Regions from separate parts of the Homo sapiens genome. Here all the other regions are linked to region 1. Evidence: chromatin contacts called from ENCODE Hi-C or POLR2A ChIA-PET data. All regions are on one chromosome and are shown on one strand. Each heading gives the region's core, a stretch centred on a gene start or an enhancer-like site at or near the end of the contact. The rest is flanking DNA. Distances are from core to core; before and after follow the strand shown. Region 1 overlaps PNPLA1 (patatin like domain 1, omega-hydroxyceramide transacylase). Region 2 overlaps SLC26A8 (solute carrier family 26 member 8). Region 3 has its middle 15 kb from the start of SRSF3.

What was found. Hi-C counts contacts between places; a loop is a spot of excess contacts on that map. ChIA-PET counts read pairs that join two places held with the same protein, here RNA polymerase II (POLR2A). Pooled maps may share reads with other maps.
Region 2: a loop to region 1 is called in a pooled map, with 2.5 times the contacts of the local background. The contact joins two enhancer-like sites. A Hi-C loop is called at or near these places in 1 of 50 pooled maps. POLR2A ChIA-PET finds 5 or more read pairs at or near these places in 2 of 52 experiments (GM12878 and H1).
Region 3: a loop to region 1 is called in a pooled map, with 4 times the contacts of the local background. The contact joins two enhancer-like sites. A Hi-C loop is called at or near these places in 2 of 50 pooled maps. POLR2A ChIA-PET finds 5 or more read pairs at or near these places in 2 of 52 experiments (Panc1 and activated T-cell).

What each region holds. Positions count from the first base shown.
Region 1 is chr6:36,299,403-36,303,722 of GRCh38, reverse strand. It overlaps PNPLA1 (patatin like domain 1, omega-hydroxyceramide transacylase), which reads right to left. Exons shown (of 9, transcript NM_001374623.1): 6 at 1,254-1,862. Among named protein-coding and RNA genes, the nearest start is that of PNPLA1, 32 kb to the right of the region's middle. RefSeq lists a silencer at 1,165-1,214 and an enhancer at 1,083-1,583. Within about 2 kb of position 1,820, at least 4 of the 41 ENCODE cell types and tissues checked have a DNase peak (open chromatin) inside an H3K27ac peak, as active enhancers do.
Region 2 is chr6:35,971,639-35,975,958 of GRCh38, reverse strand. It overlaps SLC26A8 (solute carrier family 26 member 8), which reads left to right. Exons shown (of 20, transcript NM_052961.4): 10 at 471-584. The region is part of intron 3 of LOC105375035 (a long non-coding RNA gene); the gene reads right to left. Among named protein-coding and RNA genes, the nearest start is that of SLC26A8, 51 kb to the left of the region's middle. Within about 2 kb of position 2,183, at least 4 of the 41 ENCODE cell types and tissues checked have a DNase peak (open chromatin) inside an H3K27ac peak, as active enhancers do.
Region 3 is chr6:36,577,419-36,581,738 of GRCh38, reverse strand. No RefSeq gene overlaps it. Among named protein-coding and RNA genes, the nearest start is that of SRSF3, 15 kb to the left of the region's middle. RefSeq lists an enhancer at 4,191-4,320. Within about 2 kb of position 1,883, at least 18 of the 41 ENCODE cell types and tissues checked have a DNase peak (open chromatin) inside an H3K27ac peak, as active enhancers do.

The DNA of each region.
Region 1 (4,320 bases), core at 571-3,070:
GTAGCTGGGATTACAGGCATGCACCACCAAGTTTGGCTGATTTTTTTGTATTTAGTAGAGATGGGGTTTCACCATGTTGGTCAGGCTGGTCTTGAACTCCTGACCTCAGGTGATCCACCCGCTTTGGCCTCCCAAAGTGCTGGAATTACAGGTGTGAGTGACCACACCCAGTCCCTGATTGTATTTTTGAGGTTAGTATCCCTGTTATCTCCTCTGCTGAAAGGGAGATTTCCTGAGTAAGGAATTGAGAACGTTTTATCTTTGCAGGCCCTATAGTGGTGCTTCTGAAACCGTCTGTAGTAGTAAGGAAACAGTTTTTTAAAAATTTCTGGCTGGGCGCGGTGGCTCACGCCTGTAGTCCCAGCACTTTGGGAGGCCAAGGCGGGCAGATCACAAAGTCAGGAGATTGAGACCATCCTGGCTAACACAGTGAAACCTGTCTTTACTAAAAATACAAAAAATTAGCCAGGCGTGGTGGCGGGCATCTGTAGTCCCAGCTACTCGGGAGGCTGAGGCAGAAGAATGGCGTGAACCCGGGAGGCAGAACTGGCAGTGAGCCAAGATCACGCCACTGCACTCTAGCCTGGGCGACAGAGCGAGATTCCATCTAAAAAAAAAAATTTCTTTGTAGTCTATAACAAACTAGTAATTTTGTGAAATACAATGCAAATGAATTAGTAAAAAATGGTCAAGCTCCGGGATGTTGTGGAAATACCTTAGTGCTATAAACGTTTCTAAATGATTACTCTTAATTTCTGCACACCCTCCGTGGTGGGCTAGTAACACACAGTTGAGGGCTGGGTTGGTCTGCGGACCACTCTTTGAGTAGCACGCCCAGCACAGCAGGTTTCACAGTAAAAATCTACTGGCCCAGCGGTCTCAAATGTGAGCAGGCAAAAAATCACCTGGAGGGCTTGTAAAAAAGGCAGCTGGGCCGCACCTCCAAAGTTGGTAATTTAGTAGGTCTGCAGTAGGACCTGAGAACTGTAATTTCTAGCAAGTTCCCAGGTGATGCTTTTGCTGCCGGTAGGGGGATCGCACTTTGAGAAGCACTGCACCAAGGGAAATGAACCAATGTCTATTACACTGCCCCCTTGTGGCGGACTGTCCTCATAATGGACAGAGATGCTAAAGCTCACTGCTAACTTCAGCCACGCACCCCTAAAGAAGCGGTTATCAGCCCTGGTGTCCTTGCTCGCTTGCCAAGGGGCTCCAGGCATGAGAAAGTCATAACAAGCCAGAAGGGTCCATACCTTGGGGCTGTTCTTGGCCTAGTTCCTCCACAGGTGGCTGAGCAGGGAAGGCTGAAAGAGAACTTCGGGGCAGTGTTTGAGGTGCCCCCACAGTTGAAGGCCCCAGGGATGGCCTGGGTGAAGTGGGTGCCTGAGAGTGTAGGGATCTGGCTGGTGATCCAGACGGTTGTACCTGCTGCTGAGGTGACAGAGGTGACAGTCCAGGTGGTGGGGTGGGCAGTGATGAACCAGGTGTGGAGCTGGGTGGCTTGTGCACAGCTGGGAATGATACAGGTGGCATGCCACTTAGAGAAAGTGGAGTTGAAGAGGCCAGTGGCTGTGCAGGTGGCTGCTCAAGTGGAGAGACTGGTGCTGAAACAGGTGACTCGCATGTGAATTCAAGTGTCTGCACAGGTTGGGACACAGGCGGACCATGGCTGCCCCTTCCATCCCCTTTGGGAACCCACTCCTTGTGAGGTTGTGTGGCTCCTTCCAGACTGGCCTGCCGTGCTCGAAGGCTTGGTTGACTGCGTTCAGGGCACTCATTGCCAAGGGCGAGTTCTATCTGGCAGTACACTTCCACCCGGGGGAAAATCACTCTCTTGGAGGAAGAATTAAGATAAACAGCATCTAGGATAAACAATAGCATGGGGTGTTACTCAGCCCTGGCAGCAGCATGGCCTTTGCAAAAATGGTTTCTTGAGTTATTTTCCTAAACAGGAACAGTGCTTTTCAAAGGTCTTTCTGTACTTACTTGAATTTACAGTGAGTGAAAACAAACGTGATGGTTTCTGGCACTTACGGTGTAGTGTGGGGAAGCAGGCGTTGCCCACCCAAATTATCTAGAGTTTCAACTGAGGCAAGTGCAGGAAGAGAGGAATGTGGTGCTGTGAGAGAGGGCAGGTCATCTGAGGGATTGGCAGTGAGTAGAGATCTGAAGGGTACGTGGCCCAGGATGGTCAGGGCGGGGTGGTGAGGGTGTTTCAGCAGAGGGAACAGCACACACAAAGGCCACAAAGTTTGAGGACACACCAGGTGGTCGGGGGCCTGAAAGGTCAGTGTGGGGCGGGGGTACTGTGCTGGGGGAGGAGGCTGAGGAGGCGGCAGGGGCCGGACCATGTCAGGGCTGTAGGCAGCAGCTAGGATCCTTAGTTTTCATGGCAAGCATTATTGTAGCATGACTTTTAGGCAGGGGAGGTAATCAGCTGAGGCTGGTTCTGAGAAGGTCACTGTGGCTGTAAGACTCATTGAGAAAGGTGAAAGGGTTGCCTGAGCCTGGGAAGCTGAAGCTTCAGTGAGCCATGATCGTGCCACTACGCTCCAGCTTGGGTGACAGAGTGAGAACCTGTCTCAAAAATAGTGGGTGGGTGGGGGGGCGGGGGGATGGCGTTTATCTAGGCCACATAACAGCCCTTAAATAAGAAAACAAACAATTCAGTTTTTAAAATGTGTGAAAGAGCCAACTGAAAGGGCTCCCAATGGCCAAAGCTGGAACAATTTGAAGAACACAATAAAGTAGTATTGAATAATAACCCAAAGTATAACATAACCATGAATCCATACTGATATAAACATATATTACGTAGGTAAGTAAATCAGGGAGAAGAGAGAAAGCTCCCCTGCAGAAGAATTCTTAGTAATTTATGTAGATGCTTGACCCTTTAGGAAGTGGAGCATAACTTCTCACTCCTTAAATATGAGCTGTGCACAGTGACTTTCTTCCAAAAACTGCAGTAAGGATAGAGGGAGAAAGAGTACTTCACAATGGAGAAACCCGATGGACACTACCTCGGCCAGGCGGTCATGGTCAACATCAGCAGGGATACGTCATGTTGGCAGCACGTGCCCATGAGGTAACGTGATGTGAATAGCACCTTACCTCTGTGGTCTCCTCCCCAGAACTCAAAACCCCAGCTTAATCTTGAGAAAAACATCAGACAAACCCCAACTGAGGGACGTTCTACAAAATACCTGACCGATAGTCAACTCTGTCAAGGTCATCAAGAATAAGAAAAGTCTCTGTAATCCCAGCACTTTGGGAGGCCGAGGCGGGCGGATTATGAGGTCAGGAGATTGAGACCATCCTGGCTAACACGGTGAAACCCCATCTCTACTAAAAATACAAAAAATTAGCCGGGGGTAGTGGCATGCACCTGTAGCCCCAGCTACTCGGGAGGCTGAGGCAGGAGAATGGCATGAACCCGGGAGGTGGAGCTTGCAGTGAGCCAAGATTGCACCACTGCACTCCAGCCTGGGTGACACAGCAAGACTCTGTCTCTCTCTCTCTCTCTCTCTCTCTCTCTCTCTCTCTCACACACACACACACACAAGAATAAGAAAAGTCTGAGAAACTGTTATAGGCAAGAGGAAACTGAGGAGACGTGACAACAAAATGTAATGTGATCCCTGGGTGGGGGGTCCTGGAACAGAAAAAGAAATTAGGTAAAAACTGAGAAAATCTGAATAAGCAATGGCTCTTAGTTAATAATATGTCAAGATTGGTTCATGAGTTGTAACAAATGTACTGGACTGAATACCGTGTTATATATGTATCATTCTGTAACGTCTAACAGATGTGAGACAAACACCCTGTATTATTTTCACAAGTTATCCATAAATCTAAAACTACCCTAAAAAAACAAAGCTTATTAAGAGTCTAGGTGAGAAATGTACAAAAGAGTGGAACGAATGCTTCACCAAAGAAGATCTATGGGAGGCAAATAGACAAATGAAAAGATGCTCAAAGTCATTAGTCATTAGAGGAATACTGATTAAAACCACAATAAGTTACCGACATGCACCTGTTAGAAGGGCTAAAATGAAAAATTCTGAGCATTAATTAAAAATACCAAAAGTTGGCCGGGCGCAGTGGCTCACGCCTGTAATCCCAGCACTTTGGGAGGCCGAGGCGGGTGGATCACGAGGTCAAGAGATCGAGACCATCCTGGCCAACATGGCGAAACCCCGTCTCTACTAAAAATGCAAAAAATTAGCTGGGCGTGGTAGCGGGCGCCTGTAGTCCCAGCTACTCGGGAGACTGAGGCAGGAGAATGGTGTGAACCCAGGAGGTGGAGCTTGCAGTGAGCCG
Region 2 (4,320 bases), core at 934-3,433, 330 kb after region 1:
GATGTGCCATCCTTTTGTTCTAATTTTTTTTTTTTTTTTTTTTTTGAGATGGAGTTTCGCTCTTGCTGCCCAGGCTGGAGTGCAATGGTGCAATCTCGGCTCACCACAACGTCTGTCTCTCAGGTTCAAGCGATTCTCCTGCCTCAGACTCCCGAGTAGCTGGGATTACAGGCATGCGCCACTATGCCTGGCAAATTTTGTATTTTTAGTAGAGACAGGGTTTCTCCATGTTGGTCAGGCTTGTCTCAAACTCCCGACCTCAGGTGATCCACCAGCCTCAGCCTCCTAAAGTGTTGAGCTTATAGGTGTGAGCCACCTCATCCGGCCTTCTAATAATATTTCAATCTGTTATTTCAAGTGATGCAAACAACCCTATCTTCATATAAAAAAAAAAAACCATATGCCTTCAACTCAAAATCAGCATTCTTCAACAAAAACGGGGGCCTAAAGCATCTGCTGTTTCTTTACAGGATTTAATAGCCATCGGCCTTTGCAATGTCGTCAGTTCATTTTTCAGATCTTGTGTGTTTACTGGTGCTATTGCTAGGACTATTATCCAGGATAAATCTGGAGGAAGACAACAGGTATGTTGAAATACAATTTGATCTCTAATACATAAACATATTCATATCAATTCATATGTATATTCAGAGTAGGGAATTAAATGGGTTTAATCTTCTTGCTGTTTTAATGCTATGCTTAATGGGAAAGACCTCTGGGATGAATTTGGATTCCATGCTTGCCTTAATTTTTGCTCAGATTTTGTCTTAAAAGTTACTTGTCAATGTGGAACTTGAAAGCCATTTTCTACAGAAATATGTGAGAGGTTTCCGTATATTAGCCCACAAAACCCCACTTTCCATGTAACATACCTAAAGGATAAGAATATTTTAGGTAAACTGGCCAAGTGTGGTGGCTCACGCCTGTAATACCAACACTTTAGAAGGCCGAAGTGGGTGGATCACTTGAGGTCAGGAGTTTGAGACCAGCCTGGCTAACATGGTAAAACCCCATCTCTACTAGAAATACAAAAAAAAAGAAAAAAAAAAAAACAATTAGCTGGGTGTTGTGGCGCACACATGTAATTCCAGCTACCCAGGAGGCTGACGCAGGAGAATCACTTGAACCTAGGAGACAGAGGTTGCAATGAGTTGAGATGGTGCCACTGCACTCCAGCCTGGGTGGCAGAATGAGATTCCGTCTCAAACAAACAAACAAAAAAGAATATTTCTGGTAAACTTACCATCATCTGCTAATGCTTTCCCCCTGTGGGAAGATGCATTCTCACACCTAGTCTGGAAAAGCAATAATACAACTCTACACACCTTGGCAGCAAAGCAAAAATTTTCCTGGCTTCTTCAAAAGGGCATGGCAAGGGGCTTTCATGACAGGGTGTCAGGTCTTTGTCTAGGAGAGCCTAGAGAATGTATAATTGTTCTACTTTTGTATAAGAGAAAATTATCTAGGTCAGATTTTCTGCAGGTATTCTGAGTCAGTAAACTAAATGTTTAGGCATGTGTTAAGCATACATAGAGAGAATGGTGGTCGAAAAGACTGTAGAGGCAAAGTGTCTAATTGCAGGCATGAGATTTTATAAGTCTAATGTTCATGAGTTTTGTTTTTTGTTTTTGTTTTTGTTTTGAGACACAGTCTTGCTCTGTCACCCAGGCTGGAGTGCAGTGACGCGATCTCGGCTCACTGCAACCTCCGCCTCCCAGGCTCAAGTGATTTTCCTGCCTCAGCCTCCCGAGTAGCTGGGATTACAGGCATCCGCCACGACATCCAGCTAACATTTGTATTTTTAGCAGAGATGGGGTTTTACTATGTTGGCCAGGCTGGTCTTGAACTCCTGAACTCAAGTGATCTGCCTGCCTTGGCCTCCCAAAGTGCTGGGATTACAGGCATGAACCACCGGGCCCGGCCCAATGTTCATGAGTTTTGAACTGACTAGATAAAATTACAACAGGCTAACCTGAGAGGTGTCCCATCTCAACTATGCAGAGTGACAAAATGTCAGAGAGCTATCGGAATTGAAACTGGGGTTGCCCGGGGAATGAGTCAGCATTCAGACGCCAGAGAAACAGTGGCAGAGGTCAAAGACAAGCTTCTGCTGCAGAAACATAGTAAAAGGTGTAGCCATGGTCAGAAACGAATGTGTCAGCAGAATGAACAGTCAACTTTCACATGGAAAGACAAAGTGTCATAGTCCATGGGCAAATATGTGGTGAAGCATAAGGTAAAAGGTAATACAAGTCAGAAAGATTAGGCAGGGGTGAGAGCCTGGGTATAGAGCAGGGGTGTCCAATCTTTTGGCTTCCCTGGCCCCACTGGAAGAAGGAGAATTGTCTTGGGCCACACATAAAATGCACTAATTCTAACAATAGCTGATGAGCTAAAAAAAAAAAAATCGCTAAAATATTTTATAATGTTTTAAGAAAGTTTACGAATTTTTGTTGGGCTGCATCCAAAGCTGTCCTGGGCCACATGTGGCCCCGCAGGCCTCAGGTTGGACAAGTTTGGTCTAGAATAAGACTACATTGTACCATTTTATGTGGACCAAGTTTTGTTTGTCACAGAGCTTCTTCCGGACACATTGGCCTTTTCCACTACTGCTTAATAGACAGAGAAATTTGGGCTATGTTCAGAAGAAGAGTGTTTTGTACAAGCATGCAAAAACTTTGGAGTCAAAGAGACTCCAAAGAGACTTGGAGAGTTTTAGAAGAAGAAATGGAAATGGAGATTCCAGAGATTAGTTCCACTAACTTTTTATGACATACTTTGTTTATTCAGTATATAAGCATAATGTAAATTTGGGAGACAAGATGTGCACGGCTAGAAAAAAACTAAATCACAGTGCAAGGAAAATTGAGTGCAGAATGAGGACGATTTTTAAAAAGCGGCATAAATATTGCAAGAAGGAGAATGATGGCAGAAGTGGGACTTTCATGGAGTACTGAAAGGGTTTAGGGTATGTGTAGATGGAAGGAGGAAGAAGGGCTTCAGTTCAGCCTCAGAGCTGTCTTAACAGCAGGATTCCACTTGTGCGTGCAATGCAGACTGGAGGAAGACTGGCTGTGCCAAATGCACTCATTGATTCTGGGAATAGAAAGGCCAAGTTTTGAGAGGGTTTTGGCAGACGATTGAATTTCCAACCCCTGAGCAAGCCCATTTTTAGCATTTTAGCCTGTTGAACAGAAGGTCTGCCTCAAAGGTAGCCTATGGCACTCATTTTGTTTTCCGCTGCCACCTTGTTCATCTGTGCAGCACAGTTCTGCCAGTGACACCTCTCAATGCAGTGCAGCGGCCCTCCACAGGGAGGCATGTCCCTAGGAATGCTGAGAAGCCCTCCCTGAGGCCTTGACATGCCCCTTGCAAATCCCTGGCTCAAGCAGAGAATGTTGCTGACCCCTGGCCCTACACATGGCAGCTGCCCAGACTATACTCTTGAGTTCCTAATCTGGACCAGAAAAGACCTATGAGACTCATTCATCTTCTTCATTCCATGGGAGTGGAGTTTTCTCTCCACCTCTTATCTCTGGAGGCCTTATGATTTTTTTTTTTTTTTCAGAGACAGGGTCTCACTATGTTGTCCAAACTCCAGGCCTCAAGTGATCTTCTCACTTCAGCCCCCCAGAGTGCTAGGATTCCAGGCATGAGCCACCGTGCGCCAACCCGCTGGGGGCTCTTGATTCACTCTGCCTGAGAATGTCCCTATTTCTTCAAAGTTTCTTAGGACTGCAGAAAAGAGAAATATGGGGCTGGCTCTGAACCTCTCAAAAATAATCTGCCATCAAGGGTCACTTTGTTTTTATTTTTTATCTGGCATAGATGCAAACTGTGTATATGTGTTTAGATTTCACTTAATTTCTTGCTGTCTAGAACTCATTTCCCTCCAGTGGCTGCAGCAAAACCTACTGGTCCTTCTGGCCACAGCCTCAGCCTGAGGCATTGGCAGGCCTGACCCATGGCAAAGGGGATGTGATGAGCCCTAGTAGGCCTGTGGCCAGCTGGGCTGTCCCCCACTCCATCTTTCTGGTCATCCTATTCGTACCACTGTGCTTCCGTGTTCTCCAAGATTAGGTTTCTGTCATTGCCCCCTGCTTTCTAAGGACCTGCCTTGCCCAGGCTCCCCGAACAGCTTTAAAAATGGGTTATTGTAAAAGAGAGAAATGAATGCATTGCATTCTTTTTAGAGGAAGTCAATGGGGCCGTGGAGAGAGCCTGGATTTTGGAGTCAGATGGTCAGGGGAGGTTGAACCTGACTCCATGCTTCCTAGATGTATGTGACCTTGGGCAAATTAATTTTGCTCTCTGAGGTTC
Region 3 (4,320 bases), core at 634-3,133, 280 kb before region 1:
GCCTTTCTTTTTATTTTTCTGAGATGGAATCTTGCTTCTTCACCCAGGCTGGAGTGCAGTGGTGCTATCTTCGCTCACCGCAACCTCTGCCTCCTGGATTCAAGCAATTCTCCTGCCTCGGCCTCCCCAGTAGCTGAGATTACAGGCACCACCACCGTGCCCAGCTAATTTTTGTATTTTTAGTAAAGTCAGGGTTTTGCCATGTTGGCCAGGCTGGTCTCGAACTCCTGACCTCAAGTGATCTGCCGCCTTGGCCTCCCAAAGTGCTGGGATTACAGGCTTGAGCCACCAGGCCCAGCCCTGCCTCAGCCTTTCAAAGTGCTGGGATTACAGGCGTGAGCCACCACATCCAGCCTAATTTTCTATAATTACATTTTGGTGCAAAATTAATAAAAGTTCTTTCTACTGAAGTAGAGAGCCAAAACACCTAAAAGAATGGCTTGGCTTTACAACTTTCATTTTAAATTGGTCCACAGTTAGTTTCCAACTGTTGTCAGTTAATTATCTTATTTCTCCCAATCTGGGAATGTCTCACAAACACCGAAATGTGGGAGTTTTCTGGGCACATTTGGGTAATTCTACTTTCCTGACACGCCGCCCCCCTCAACACATTTCTCCACACGCAACCACACCCCACCCACCCGACACACACATGCACACACACTAATTTTCACCCTGTCATTTTTCCTGGAGTGTACCTGACTTATAAAATGTAATTGTAGTACTTGAAACAAATGAAAACTAGGACACAGAGAAGTTAAGTAATTTGTCAAAGGTCTCACAGTTTATAAAGGATGAAGGTAGGGGCCGGGCTCAGTGGCTCACGCCTGTAATCCCAGCACTTTGGGAGGCCGAGTCAGGCGGATCACCTGAGGTCGGGAGTTCGAGACCAGCCTGAGAAACATGGAGAAACCCCGTCTCTACTAAAAATACAAAAGTAGCCGGTCGTGGTGGCACATGCCTGTAATCCCAGCTACTTGGGAGGCTGAGGCAGGAGAATCGCTTGAACTTGGGAGGCGGAGGTTGCGGTGAGCCAAGATTGTGCCACTGCACTCCAGCCTGGGGAACAAGAGCGAAACTCCGTCTCAAAAAAAAAAAAAATGGGTGAAGGTGGGATTCAAATCCCAGGTGAGACTCTGGAGCCTGGTGTCCACTTGAGGAGCAGAAAGCAGCTATGATTGGGCCACATGCAGTGGTTCACACCTGTAATCCTAGCACTTTGGGAGGCCAAGGTGGGTGGATTGCTCGAACTCAGAAGTTTGAGAACAGCCTGGCTAACGTGGCAAAACCTTGTCTCTACCAAAAATAAATAAATATATATATATAGCTGGGCGTGGTGGTGCGTGCCTGTGGTCCCAGCTACTCGGGAGGCTAACGCAGGAGAATTGCTTGAGCCCAGCCATAAGGGAGGCTGCAGTGAGCTGAGATCGCACCACTGCACTCCAGCCTGGGCAACAGAGGGACTTTATCTCAGAAAAAGAAAAAGAGAGAGAAAAAAAGAAAGCAACAATGCTTGGAAATTGCCTGCGTTTGGTGTCTCTGGGGGTGTGTGTTTGCTTTTTCAGCCCCCCCTTTCCTCCAGAGAGCCCTAAGGAACACCATGTTACATGGACAGACGTCCTTCCTCGCATGCTGGGCCCCCTGAGGCAGCACAGTTCCTGAGCTCCAAGACTCTTCCCCGTTTTGATTTCAGCCCCACCCTCCCTTCCCACTCAGTGGTGCCTGGACTTCAATGCCTGCCTCGTGTGTGTTACCTTATTTGGTTCTCAGACCTACAGAGAGGTCTGGCAAAGGATCCAGGCTAGAATAAAAGGATTGCTTGTGCAGCTGGAAGATGAGAAACCTTTGTTTCGGTGACCCTAGCTTGCACTCTGGAACTCACAAATACAGGGAAGTAAGTTTAGCCTCAAAAGCAACAACAAGAAGCAACTGAAGAGGGCAGAGTGGAGATGTCAGGATGTCACAATCTTTAGTGTGTGCTTAATTCTGTGTTTTGAAAGATATTTGTCTGTTTAGCTCCAGTATGGCTTTCTTTTTTTCCTGAGTTTCTAGAGTTTACACACTAATTTAGTTTGTAGCCAAGAAAACTCAGGCCCAGCAAGTGATAGCTGTCATAATTTCGCATAAGCTTGTGTGTAGCATTTACCACTTTTTTTTTCTTTTCTTTTTTTTTTTTTTTTTTTGAGATGGAGTCTCACTCTGTCACCCAGGCTGGAGTGCAGTGGCATAGTCTCAGATCACTGCAACCTCCACTTCCCAGACTCAAGCGATTCTACTGCCTCAGCCTCCCAAGTAGCTGAGTTTACAGGCGCCTGCCACCATGCCTGGCTAATTTTTGTATTTTTAGTAGAGCTGAGGTTTCACCATGTTAGCCAGGCTGGTCTCCAACTCCTGACCTCAAGTGATACACCCACACTGGACTCCCAAAGTGCTGGGATTATAGGTATGAGCCACTGTGCCTGGCCCATTTACTACTTTTTTTTTTTTTTTTTTGTGACAGAGTCTCACTCTGTTACCCCAGGCTGGAGTGCAGTGGTGCAATCTCGGCTCACTGCAACATCTGCCTCCTGAGTTAAAGAGATTCTCCTGCCTCAGCCTCCTGAGTAGCTGGGATTACAGGTGTGCAACACCTGGCCCGGCTAATTTTTTGTATTTTAAGTAGAGACGGAGTCTCACCATGTTGGCCAGGCTGGTCTCAAACTCCTGACCTCAGGTGATCCACCCGCCTCGGCCTCCCAAAGTGCTGGGATTACAGGTGTGAGCCACTACGCCTGGCTCATTTACTACTTTTTAAACCTGGTTCAGAGCATCTCTCTCTCAATCTCCCTCTCTTTCTGGCTGTCTTTCTGTCTCTATCTTTTTTTCTCTCTCTCTCCTCTACACATGCACACACTCATGCATACACACACACACACACACTCATTTAATCCTTGAAACTCAGGTAAATGTTATTATCTCCATTTTATAGAGGAAAACAACTGAGGCACAAGAGATTAAAACACTTGCCAAAGGTCACAGAGCTCAGAATTACCAGAGCCAGATTAGACCCCTGCAGTCAGGCTACCTAACCATAGACCCATACTGCCTCTGGGGCCCAGCAGATGTCTGAGTCCTTATCTTACTGGACTCACAGCATCTCAGCCTGTTAATTCTCCCTCCCAGTTTCCACATTCCCATCTCTCTGGCTCCTCTTCCTTAGTGCCCTCCAGAGTGCTCTTCCTCCTCTGCCTGCTAATGCAGGGGGCCCGCGGGATTCCCTCCCGTGCCCCTTCCCAGCTCCCCGTGTGCTCTCTCCATGAGGGACTTCATCTGCTTTCAGGACCTCTGTTCTCTGCTTTATCTTTGGAGGAGTGGGGGCTCTCCCCGACCCCTGAGCCATATATCCAACACACATGCTTCTTTCTCATGTCCCCAACGTGCTTCAGACCTCCAATTCACTATCTTTCCATTCTGTGTCCCATATCAGAGTGTCACTGCCTCCTGGTCACTCTCGACTGACCATGGGCCTCATGGCCTTCATACCTGGCCCCCGCCTACCTCCAAGGCATCTCGTATTTCCTCTCCAGAAACAAGCTGTGTATCCCTGCATTCAGTCCCCTCTACCTGGAATGCTCTAATCTGGATTTTTCAAACTTTTGATCACAACAGTAGGAAAGACATATGATATCACCAGTACCTAAAAGTCTATGACCCAAGGGTAGACAGAGTTGATGCTGTCTGAATGTTCGCAAACAGTGGTTGGTGACACTGTGTTCAAGTTAGAATACCGTTGCCAGGCCGGGCACGGTGGCTCACACCTGTAATCCCAGCACTCTGGGAGGCCGAGGCGGGTGGATCATGAGGTCAGGAGTTTGAGACCAGCTTGGCCAATGTGGTGAAACCCCGTCTCTACTGAAAATACAAAAAAAAAAAAAGCCGAGTTGGTGGCATGCACCTGTAGTCCCAACTACTTGGGAAGCTGAGGCAGGAGAATCACTTGAACCCAGGAGGAGGAGGTTGCAGTGAGCCGAGATCGCGCCACTGCACTCTAGCCTGGGCAACAGAGGGAGACTCCATCTCAGAAAGAAAGAAAAAAAAAAGAATACCGTTGCCAGGTCACACTAGTTAGAATTCCAGTCTGGTTTGTGTCCACACCCAGGGAAGTTATTCAAAATATTTAACCACAGTTCAGCCTGGATCCTAACTAATCAAAACAGTCATCAGAGGGTGGCAAGAGAAGAGACTGGGTGCCGGGGGTGGGTGGAAGATAAGCACTGGCTTGAGGTCTCAGAGCAGCTGCTGTCTACCAATGAACACACAACTATTTAAATATTTTAATAA